Linked DNA regions of Homo sapiens: region 2 is linked to region 1. Evidence: read pairs that join two places in POLR2A ChIA-PET (ENCODE). Cell type or tissue: Panc1. All regions are shown on one strand. Links, peaks and the distances in the headings refer to the core of each region. The heading gives the core; the rest is flanking DNA. Region 1 holds the start of LOC124904197 (a long non-coding RNA gene). Region 2 has its middle 31 kb from the start of LINC01702.

Region 1 (5,382 bases), core at 54-5,053:
AAAATCACATCTCACTGCTGGCCAGACTTACCCTGGGGCACTGCTCCAAGGTGGAGAAATCTCTGTGCTACAAAGGAACAACCCCAGGCTGGCTACGGTGGCTCATGTCTGTAATCCCAGCACTTTGGGAGGCTGAGGTAGGCAGATCCCTTGAGTCTAGGAGTTCAAGACCAGCCTGGGAACATGGCGAAACCCCATCTCCACAAAAAAATATAAAAATTAACTGGGCATGGTGGTGCGCACCTGTAGTCCCAGCTACTTGAGAGGCTGAGGTGTGAGGATGGCTTGGGCCTGGAAGGCAGAGGTTGCAGTGAGCTGTGTTGGTGCCACTGCACTCCTAATTTCTTTTTTTTGTTTGTTTAGTTTATTATTATTATTATACTTTAAGTTTTAGGGTACATGTGCACAATGTGCAGGTTAGTTTCATATGTATATATGTGCCATGCTGGTGCGCTGCACCCATTAACTCATCATCTAGCATTAGCACTCCTAATTTCTAATGACTGGGAAATAAATCTATGTGCAAGTCATGTGGTGTTCAATTCTTTGCTTTCAACAGAATGGAAGGACGTAACTGAATTGTCAGCTGATAGATCGTTTAAAATATCTTTATGGTAAATGGCTATGTTATCTTCGTCTTATATCTATGAAATAGTTTAAACTTGAGTGTCAATGCTATGAATTCCATTCCTACCTACTTACTTATGTGAACACAGCTTCTCAATGTTTCTATCTGTAAAAATAACAAATAGAAATAGAATGGATACTACACCCTGTCTCATTCTAGCAATAAATAATTCACTCATGGGATGCAAGAAGCAGTTGAGAAAAAGTGCCACTCAGCTTACCAATAAATGTGATTCTAATAAAAACTTACTTTTTAAGTTTAATAATTATGCATAAAATTTATAATATTCCTCTGTTGTTTTGGTTAATTCTGTGCTAATCATAACTAAATTCAGAAAAAATTTAAAACACTTGCAGCATTTAATTTACATATGTATTTTTTTGTTTTGTTGTAGAGGTAGAAAAGTATAGTAGAATGATAAATAAAAGGTTTTCAAGCATTATTATTTTAGAATGAACTTCTGTGTAGAAGTGAAATGGAGAAAAATGATGAAAATGTATATTAAAGAGCTTGTTTATATAATTTTAACTAGATGATGGATCTCAAATCACTATAGTTGGTGTCAAATTGCTGTGGTATTTAGAATTCTTTGAGAAACGTTTAAGAGCTTTATTTTTATTTATTTTTTTAATTTTTTTGAGACAGAGTCTCACTTTGTCACCCAGGCTGGAGTGCAGTGGTGCGATCTCAGTTCACTGCAACCTTCGCCTCCTGGGTTCAAGCAATTCTCCTGCTTCAGCCTCCCAAGTAGCTGGGATTACAGGCACAGACCACTGTGCCTGATTAATTTTTGTATTCTTAGTGGTTTTGCCATATTTGCCAAGCTGGTCTTGAACTCCTGACCTCAAATGATCCACCCTCTTTGGTCTCCCAAAGTGCTAGGATTACAGGCATGAGCCACCGCGCCTGGCCAAGAGAGTAATATAAGAGCTTTATTTTTAAATGGTACTATTTATAATATGTTCAGAAATTACCTCCTTTGCAACCATCTCAATGTATCATAAAATTTTTAGATATTTAAGTTAAAAGATGGATGAAAGTATACCATTTTCAAATTTTATGGAAGGGTATACGGGCAAAGATTTGGAGATAAGTGCTTTACAGGATCTCTTTTCATGAACAGATAAAAATGTCAAGTAATCAAGAATGATATTGTGGAAATAGTGCTTCTACCAATAATCATTTGTTCTTCTTTAAAAGACTAGTTATAACACTGCCTTGCTTATTACACATGTACCTGGAAAACCTTTACACACAGACCATGCAAAGACAAACCTCTCTCACTTAATCACAAGTAGATGTTTAGAATTCAAAGTTATTAATCTATTAATCAGATTTCACCTAACTGTGTGAATAAGAAGATAATACACGCAGCTATAAAAAACAATGAAATCATATTCTTTGCAGCAACATAGATGCTGCTAGAGGCCATTATCCTAAGCAAATGAATGCAGGGATAGAAAACCAAATACTCCATGTTCTCACTTATAAGTGGGAGCTAAACACTGGGTATTCGTGGACAGAAAGACGGCAACAATAGACACTGGGAACTACTATGGGGGAAGAGAGAGAGAAGGTCAAGGGTTGAAAAACTACCTATTGGGTACTATGCTCACTACCTGGGTGATGGGATCAATCACACCCCAAATCTCAGAATCATGTAATATATCCATGTAACAAACCTGCACATGTACCCCTGATCTAAAATAAAAGTTGAAAATTTTTTAAAAAAAGAAAATACAGTCCATAATAAATAGCTTCAAAGAGAAGTACATTTGAAGAACAAAATACAGAAAAAAAAGAGGATAAGGCTCATAACAAAAAGCAAATTAAATATGTTGCCAGTGAGGCTGAAGAGAAAAAATAGGCAATGGCAAAGGGATGATCGCTACACTTCCCACCCCAGCTGTCTTTTGTAGACCGTATTTTCTATTTTTAAGATACATATGTTGGGGCCCTGCAGTTCTAGAAAGAGATGGAAAAGGCAAAGAATAGCAATCAAGAATAATAAAGAGCTGATTTTGAGAGGCCTGGATACATCTTAAAGCAATATATTTATTACAAGATTTATGTTTCTGTCTAAATGTAACAGGAAGTCAAATGGCAACCCAAGGGATGTTTTAGAAAGAGCCAAACTTTGAGGAGGAAATTATTTAGGGTACATTAGGATGTATTTCAGTTCTTTTGAAGGGATTAGCTTTAGTAAAGGATCTTTGGTGATCAAAATTCCTGCTGAGATTTCTTCCACTATATAAAAGAAGAAATAGAATAAAAGGAAAATAAAATTTGAGGTTAAAATGGCATTACTGGGCTGGACCCAGTTGCTTATGCCTGTAATCTCAGCACTTGGGGAGGCCCAGGCAGGCAGATCACTTGAGGTCAGGATTTTGAGACCAGCCTGGCCAACACGGTGAAACCCCGTCTCTACTAAAAATATAAAAATTAGCTGGGTGTGCTGGTACATGCCTGTAATCTCAGCTACGCTGGAGGCTGAGGCAGGAGAATTGCTTGAGGCAGTCTGGGAGGCAGACATTGCAGTGAGCAGAGATCATGCCACTGCACTCCAGCCTTGGAGACAGAGCAAGACCCCATCTCAAAAAAAAAAAAAAGGTCTTACCCCTATTATAAGATGATCAAATTGTAGCTTGAAATAATTCTAAAAACTAAAGACAATTCTTGGTTATGAACTTAATAATAATGGATGTTTTTAATACTATTATATCAATAACCCCATTATTAACAATATTAATAACTGAGTATTCAGTTTTATACCTAGTTTTCAAGCTTCATTTAAGCAGGAAATCCTAAAATCTCTGGTAGAGGTGTCAAAATGGTCTAAAGGCAGAGGGATGTGGAGAAGACATGAATGATTCACAGTAGAGATTTTTCAAGTGTGAAAATTAAGGAGCCAAGTGAATATAGCAGGAAAGTGGATTTTTTAGTTCACTCAAGAAAGAACAGATTGCTTGCTTTTTTTCTTTTTTCTTTCTTTTTTTTTTTTTTTTTTGAGACAGAGTCTTGCTCTGACGCCCAGGCTGGATTGCAATGGCATGATCCCAGCTCACTGCAACCTCTGCCTCCCAGGTTCAAGCAATTCTCCAACCTCAGCCTCCCAAGTAGCTGGGATTACAGGTGAGCACCACCACGTCTGGCTAATTTTTGTATTTTAGTAGTGACGGAGTCTCACCATGTTGCCCAAGCTGGTCTCAAACTCCTGACCTCAAATGATCCACCTGCCTCGGCCTCCCAAAGTTCTGGGATTACAGGCGTGAGCCACTGCGCCTGGCCAAGGCTTGTTTTTAATAAAACAAAACAATTATCTCAATTGTGGTCCATTCCAACATCATATATTAAGTGGTGGTACTGTGGGATCAAGTGTAAGGCTCTTCTTCATTAAACTTGCCCCTCCTTCTGCATCTGTGAGTCCACAACCTGCACAACTGCACATGGCAGCCTTAATCCACTATCACCCATTCGCCTAAACTAGAAACCTGAGACTCGTCGTTGATTTCCTCTCATATTTTTCTTATCCGCTTCTCTCACTCCTGACTGCTTCTGCCTAGTTCCCAAGCTGCTCCTGGGAGTGTTTGTCTCCTAGCAAAGAGCTCAATGAACATGTATAGAATAAATGACTTGATTTGATATGAGCTATGATTAACTCTTTTCTCCAGGAGTGCTCTGCCAAGAATGAGACGATGGACACAAAAACCCCTTGTTCTCTAGACTGTTCAGGTGTCATCTCCTCCAAGAAGCCCTTTGGATTCTCTCCCTCCAATCAGACTGGGGTATGTGACCCTCCTCTGATTTTCCAAAGCAACCTGTGCTTATCTTTACCAAAAACACAATTCTGTCTCATAACAATCAATTTGCTTACCTGCATGCCCCACTAGATAGGAACTTTTACACCTGGATCCTCAGCACCTCACATAGTATCTGGTACAAAGTGCAAAGACAATGAGTGTTATTGAATGAGTGGATGAATGATATAAAGAACAAGTGCAGTAAGAGATACACACAAAGTAGTCCTAAGGGGAGACAGATGAAGGAGAAGCTAAATCTGCTGTTGGGTTGAGTAACAGTGCCATTTGAACTGGTCTTGAAGGATGAGTTGCAGTTCTCCTAGTGATCAAGGCAAGGAAGGGTATTCCAAGCAAAAGGAATAGCATGAACAAAAAAGCGTGTATGCAAGAAAGCACATGCAGTATTTAAGACCATGGGAGCCTGGCAAAGCTCAAGAACAGCTTTCAGTGGGAGGAAAGGAGGCAGATGTGGCTAGAAAGATTGTTTTAAACAAGTTATGAAAGACCTGGAAGGGATACCAAGGGGTTTGAAGATTATAAGATAGAAAGCCACTGCAGTTTTAAGGCAGAGTAATAACACGATCAGCTCTCTAAAAGAAAAAATAATATTTTCTTTCCTTTTCAGTGACTAAAAGTCATAGATCTAACTTCCTCCATTTTTAGATTTCTTGATACTTCATGAAAATAAAAAGTAAAGGCCAGCTGAAGCAATTATTCCCCTGACTGGTCTGAACGAGGGATTTTTCTTTTTTCTTTTTCTTGTTTTCTGGCCAGTCACTTGGTGAAGTGAGTGCATCATACAGCTGGGAAAACACGAGCTTCTCGAGTTTGTTTGGCTTCTGAGCGATGTGGGTGAGCGCAAGTCTGGGCAGTGTGTCAGCTCCTTCCTGAAAGTCTGGGTCAAGGAAGTCCACAACACAACCTTGTTTACTTGATTTTGCTTTCAGCATCGAG
Region 2 (5,382 bases), core at 164-5,163, 68 kb after region 1:
ACCTAATTGCTCACACTTTTAATCTCAGTGGAAATGAAACTGCTTAAATTACAAAGGTGATAAGGCTTTGAAAGATGTAGACAGGTGTGGTTCCTGGCTCCAGAAATCTCTCCTCCTCTTGTGTGCGTGCCACCCTCCCCTCCCTCCTCACGCTGGGCCCTCCCCGATGCCTGCCATTCTCTGCATTCCTCACACGTGCAGACCCTGCGCCTTGGGCTACAGCTCCCGAGTGGAGACAGGGCAGGACTGTAAAGCACTCTGGCAACAGATCAGCCATCTTCTGGCTGCCTCTGCCTTCCAGCTGCCTCTGCTTCCGGCATGCCAATAATTGGGCCTCTCGTTTGACCTGTTCCCTGGTGCTGGTCCATCTCCCTCATGCCAGGACCTGGCTCCTGCACCTCACCCCCTTTGGCGTGGCATTTCAGCAAAGGCTCTCCTTTCTCTACTTGACTGGGCCTCAGCCTCTGCTGTTTCCTCTCTGCTTAATCCTTCCACACACCTGCAGCCAAGTAGTTGTGTCAAAGGTCTTTAGGAGCCAGATGATCCCAGAAGGTGCATGCATTGCCATTCATTTTTGGGATTCATTAAAGAAATCCAAGGGGACCCAGAGGGGCACAGAATAGACTAGTTTTGAAGGAGGAAAGAGGCCAGTGTGGATGTGATGAAAGCAGCAGGTCTGAGCAGAGAAAACGCCAGAGAGAGAGAGAGAGAGAGAGAGAATGCACACACGCACTCGGGAGAGCAGGTGCTCTGAGCATCCAATAGGCAGCAGCATCTAGGGTGATAGATTCAGGCAAAGAAAGGAAGGAGCCCACAAATCAAAGCTCTTTCCTACATCAAAATTGTGTTACATTAGGCTCCAGCCACCCTGGCCTTTCAGTTGCTCCAACGCATCAAACTCCTTCCTACCATATGTGGTCCCCTCTGACTAGACAGGCTCCTTTTTACTCATTCTATAAAGCCAGCTTACAGGTCCCCTGCTCAGGGAGGCCTCGTTAGACTCTGTGGCCAAGTCCTGAACTATAAACTCCCATCCCATCCTTTCTTTTTTGTTTTTTAGATGGAGTTTCTCTCTCGTTGCCCAGACTGGAGTGCAATGGCACGATCTCAGCTCACTGCAACCTCTGCCTCCTGGGTTCAAGTGATTCTCCAGCCTCAGCCTCCCGAGTAGCTGGAATTACAGGCGTCCCCCACCACACCAGCTAATTTTTGTATTTTTCGTAGAGACGGGATTTCGCCATGTTGTCCAGACTGGTCCCAAACTTCTGGCCTCAGGTGGTCCGCCCCCTCAGCCTCCCAAACTGCTGGGATTGCAGGTGTGAACCACAGTGCCCGGCCCATTCTTTCTTTTTCTTAGCATCCCCATATTAGTCTGTTTTCACGCTGCTAATAAAGACGTACCCAAGACTGAAAAGAAAGAAAAGATTTAATTGGACTTACAGTTCCACATGGCTGGGGAGGCCTCAGAATCATGGTGGGAGGTGAAAGACACTTCTTATATAGTGGCAGCAAGAGAAAATGAGGAAGAAGCAAAAGTGGAAACACCTGATAAACCCATCAGATCTCATGAGACTTATTAACTATCACAAGAATAGCATGGGAAAAACTAGCCTCCATGATTCAATTACCTCCCCCTGGGTCCCTCCCACAACACGTGGGAATTCTGGGAGATACAATTCAAGTTGAGATTTGGATGGGGATACAGCCAAACCATATCAGTCCCCTATATAATCATAATTACTATAATGAATCTGCCTTTATTTGTATAAGATATCTCTTCTCTACTAGATGGTAAGGCTATGAGGAAAGGGATCATCTCACCCAGGATACTGGAGTGCAGTGTTACAGTCATGGCTCACTGCAGCCTCGAACTCCTGGACTCAAGCAATCCTCCCACCTCAGCCTCCCGAGCAGCTGGGACTACAGGCATGCACTACCATGCCCAGCTAATTTTGTAGAGATGGGGTCTCACTGTGTTGCCAAGGCTGGTCTCAAACTCCTGCCCTCAAGTGATCCTCCCACTTCGAACTCTCAAAGTGGTTAGATTACAGGTGTGAGCCACTATGGCCTGCCTCTAGCTTAGCTTTATACCCAACTGTGCCTGATAGCCTTTGGCCCTTTTAGTTAGGTGAGCCAATATGTTACCAGTTCATCCCCCAGAAAGTGGACTCTGAGGCACATTTTAAGGTGCAAAATATTTATTAGGGAATGATGTACAGATCAACACTTGAAGAAGGAAAGGAAGGGAGCCGAAGATGCAGAGGGAGGACTCAAGCCAAAAGCAGACAGCCTAGGCTGAACCCAGGAGAAGTCCAGGAGCTAGAGTGACCTTCTAGAGTTCCTGGAGTTGGGTGAAGATGACCAGACATTTGTACTCTGGCATTGATCATTCATTGACTGCAGGTTATCCCAGGAAGGGGTATGAACGTGGGCAACATGACTTCGCCACAGAGTAATCCTTGAAGGGGTTAGTGGTCACAGGTTGTCTGCTGTCTATGGCAGAGTCAAGTTAGAAATTCAAAGGCTTTCTCAAACCAGCCCGGGCAACATAGGGAGACCCCATCTCTACAAAAAATAGAAAAAATTAGCCAGGTGCAGTGGTGTGCACCTGTAGTCCCAGCTACTCAGGAGGCTGAGGCAGGAGGATCACTTGAGCCTGGGAGGTCGAGGCTGCAAGTGAGCTGAGATTGCGCCACTACACATGGTTACTATAGTGGCAGTAGAAGCCTTTAAATGGAGGATTTGTTCATTTCTCCACCCATCTGACCATTTATCACAAATATGTGTTGAGTGCCTTCTAGGTTCCAGGTACCCCTCCATAGCACAGGAAGAGCCTACTCATCACGCCACAACTGGAGGTTTCTTCAAGACTGGAGAAAGTATGTGATAGGGGAGGGGAATGGGTGACAGGACAGAGCAGTGAAGAAAGGGAATAAAAGTTCTTGCAAAGCAGAACCCACACCTACAAGAAAAGAAACAGCTAATGAATATCAACTATACAGAGGCACTCACTGTACATTATTTCATCTCCCCAGTGAGCCACAGATATTCCTGTCTCACTTTGCTAAAGAGGAAACTGGGCCTCAGAAAGCTGACATAACTCTGTCTCACGATCCCATAGCTCCAAGTGGTACCAGGTTCAAACTCTGCTCTCCCTGAATACAGGGCCATTTGCTCAACCTTTTGCCTGAAGACCTTGGCTCAGCCCTTGCTGGCAATTCATAAACCCACACACAGAGGGCTTCTAATGCAAGTGGGTTTTGTGGTGTCTAGGGAGATACCACTGGGGGCAGCCCAGTATTTAACAAACTGAGTCTGCACAGCCACGTGCTCCGTGCCTGCTTGCCCTGCAGGTGAGCCCAGCCTGCTCACCTGACCTGGCCTGACTCCTGATTGTGCTTTTTCCTGGTGAGTCAGCTCAGCCCTCCTGAACCCGGGCTGTACTCTGACTCCAGTGAACCTGGCCACAGCCACACTGGCTCAGCCAAGAGGGCCTATAACCCTTTCTCTGATGCCCTACCTACTCCTACATGAATGATCTCATTGAATAAAACAAGTGTAAGTGAGCTCATTTCCATGGAAATATCCAATCCTCCCATTGTCTGTGTCCTTCCATGAAAATATAAACTATCCTGCCGGTTGGTAAACTCCTTCTGGGCAGAGTCAAAATCTTATTCAACTTTGATTTCCAGTACCTAGTGCATTACCTGGCTAGAGCAAATGCTCATAGTGCATTCTATGAAAAAACGGAAACTGATCAACAGGCAAACAATAAGCAAAGCTACAGTCACTGAAAACTCAAATGACACCAACAAAAATTCCCATTTGCTCTATTATATCAGAAAGATCTAGATTTAGAATATGTTTTATCCACTTAACAAATGCATACTGAACACCTGCTAAATGCCAGGCATCGTGCTAGGTACTGGAAAGACATCATTGAACAAGAAGATACTGTTCCAAACATCATGAAGCTTAGACACTCGTAGAGGAAACCAGCATCAAGCAAATTATTGATCAAATGATGGCCACAGTGACCAGGAGAACAGAAAACAAGCATGGTGCTGTGCCTATGTGTGGTCGGTGCCGGTGTGGCCTCAGGGGCTGCAGAAGTTTTTCCAATGGAAGGGATTTTTAAGCTGAAACCTCTAAAAGATGAATAGAAATTAACCAGACAAACAGGAAACAACTACTATGACAACAGGGAGAGGCTCTGTCTGTCCATGAGTCTAAGGAACTGGAGAAGGTTTGTGCAGCAAGAGCACAGAGGACAAAGGAAGTGGGGCGGGTTGATGCTGGGTGACACAGGGTAATGCCGGGTGACACAGGGTAATGCCAGGTGACACCAGTTGATGCTGCTGCTGAGAAGCATGTGCCCAAGTTGTGCAGGACTCTATGAGCCATGACGAAGGATTTGAATTTTTTAAATAAAAGAAATTATAGGCCCAGTGCTGTGGCTCACGCCTGTAATCCCAGCACTTTGGGAGGTGGAGACGGGCAGATCACGAGGTCAGGAGTTCGAGACCAGCCTGACTAACATGATGAAACCCTGTCTCTACTAAAAATATAAAAATTAGCTGGGCACAGCAGCACGTGCCTGTAAGCCTAGCTACTCAGGAGGCTGAGGCAGAAAAATCGCTTGAACCTGGGAGGTGGAGTTTGCAGTTAGCCGAGATCACGCCACTGCACTCTAGCCTGGGTGACAGAGTGAGACTGCATCTCAAAAAAAAAACAAAAGAAAGAAAGAAAAGAAATGGTAAATCATTGATAGTGTTTAAGCAGAAGAGTGACAAAATGAGATTTGTGTTTTATTTATTTATTTATTTAATTTTATTATTATTATACTTTAAGTTTTAGGGTACATGTGCACAATGTGCAGGTTAGTTACATATGTATACATGTGCCATGCTGGTGTGCTGCACCCATTAACTCATCATTTAGCATTAGGTATATCTCCTAATGCTATCCCTTCCCCCTCCCCCACCCCACAACAGTTCCCAGAGTGTGATGTTCCCCTTCCTGTGTCCATGTGATCTCATTGTTCAATTCCCACCTATGAGTGAGAATATGCGGTGTTTGGTTTTTTGTTCTTGCGATAGTTTACTGAGAATGATGATTTCCAATTTCATCCATGTCCCTACAAAGGACATGAACTCATCATTTTTTATGGCTGCATAGTATTCCATGGTGTATATGTGCCACATTTTCTTAATCCAGTCTATCATTGTTGGACATTTGGGTTGGTTCCAAGTCTTTGCTATTGTGAATAGTGCCGCAATAAACATACGTGTGCATGTGTCTTTATAGCAGCATGATTTATAGTCCTTTGGGTATATACCCAGCAATGGGATGGCTGGGTCAAATGGTATTTTTAGTTCTAGA

What was found. Peaks named below come from ENCODE experiments on the same cell type or tissue, not always from the same donor. Only the 100,000 strongest peaks of a DNase experiment are listed, where the experiment ranks them.
Region 2: POLR2A ChIA-PET joins it to region 1 with 9 read pairs; 4 of 35 experiments call an interaction of 5 or more read pairs at or near these places.

Annotation. Positions count from the first base shown.
Region 1 is chr1:67,618,786-67,624,167 of GRCh38, reverse strand. LOC124904197 (a long non-coding RNA gene) reads right to left here and starts at 5,082. Exons shown (of 2, transcript XR_007066160.1): 1 at 4,503-5,082. In Panc1, for the core only: no CTCF peak of the experiment used is centred there; no DNase peak of the experiment used is centred there; H3K27ac peaks cover 3,987 bases.
Region 2 is chr1:67,550,501-67,555,882 of GRCh38, reverse strand. No RefSeq gene overlaps it. Among named protein-coding and RNA genes, the nearest start is that of LINC01702, 31 kb to the right of the region's middle. In Panc1, for the core only: no CTCF peak of the experiment used is centred there; no DNase peak of the experiment used is centred there; H3K27ac peaks cover 685 bases.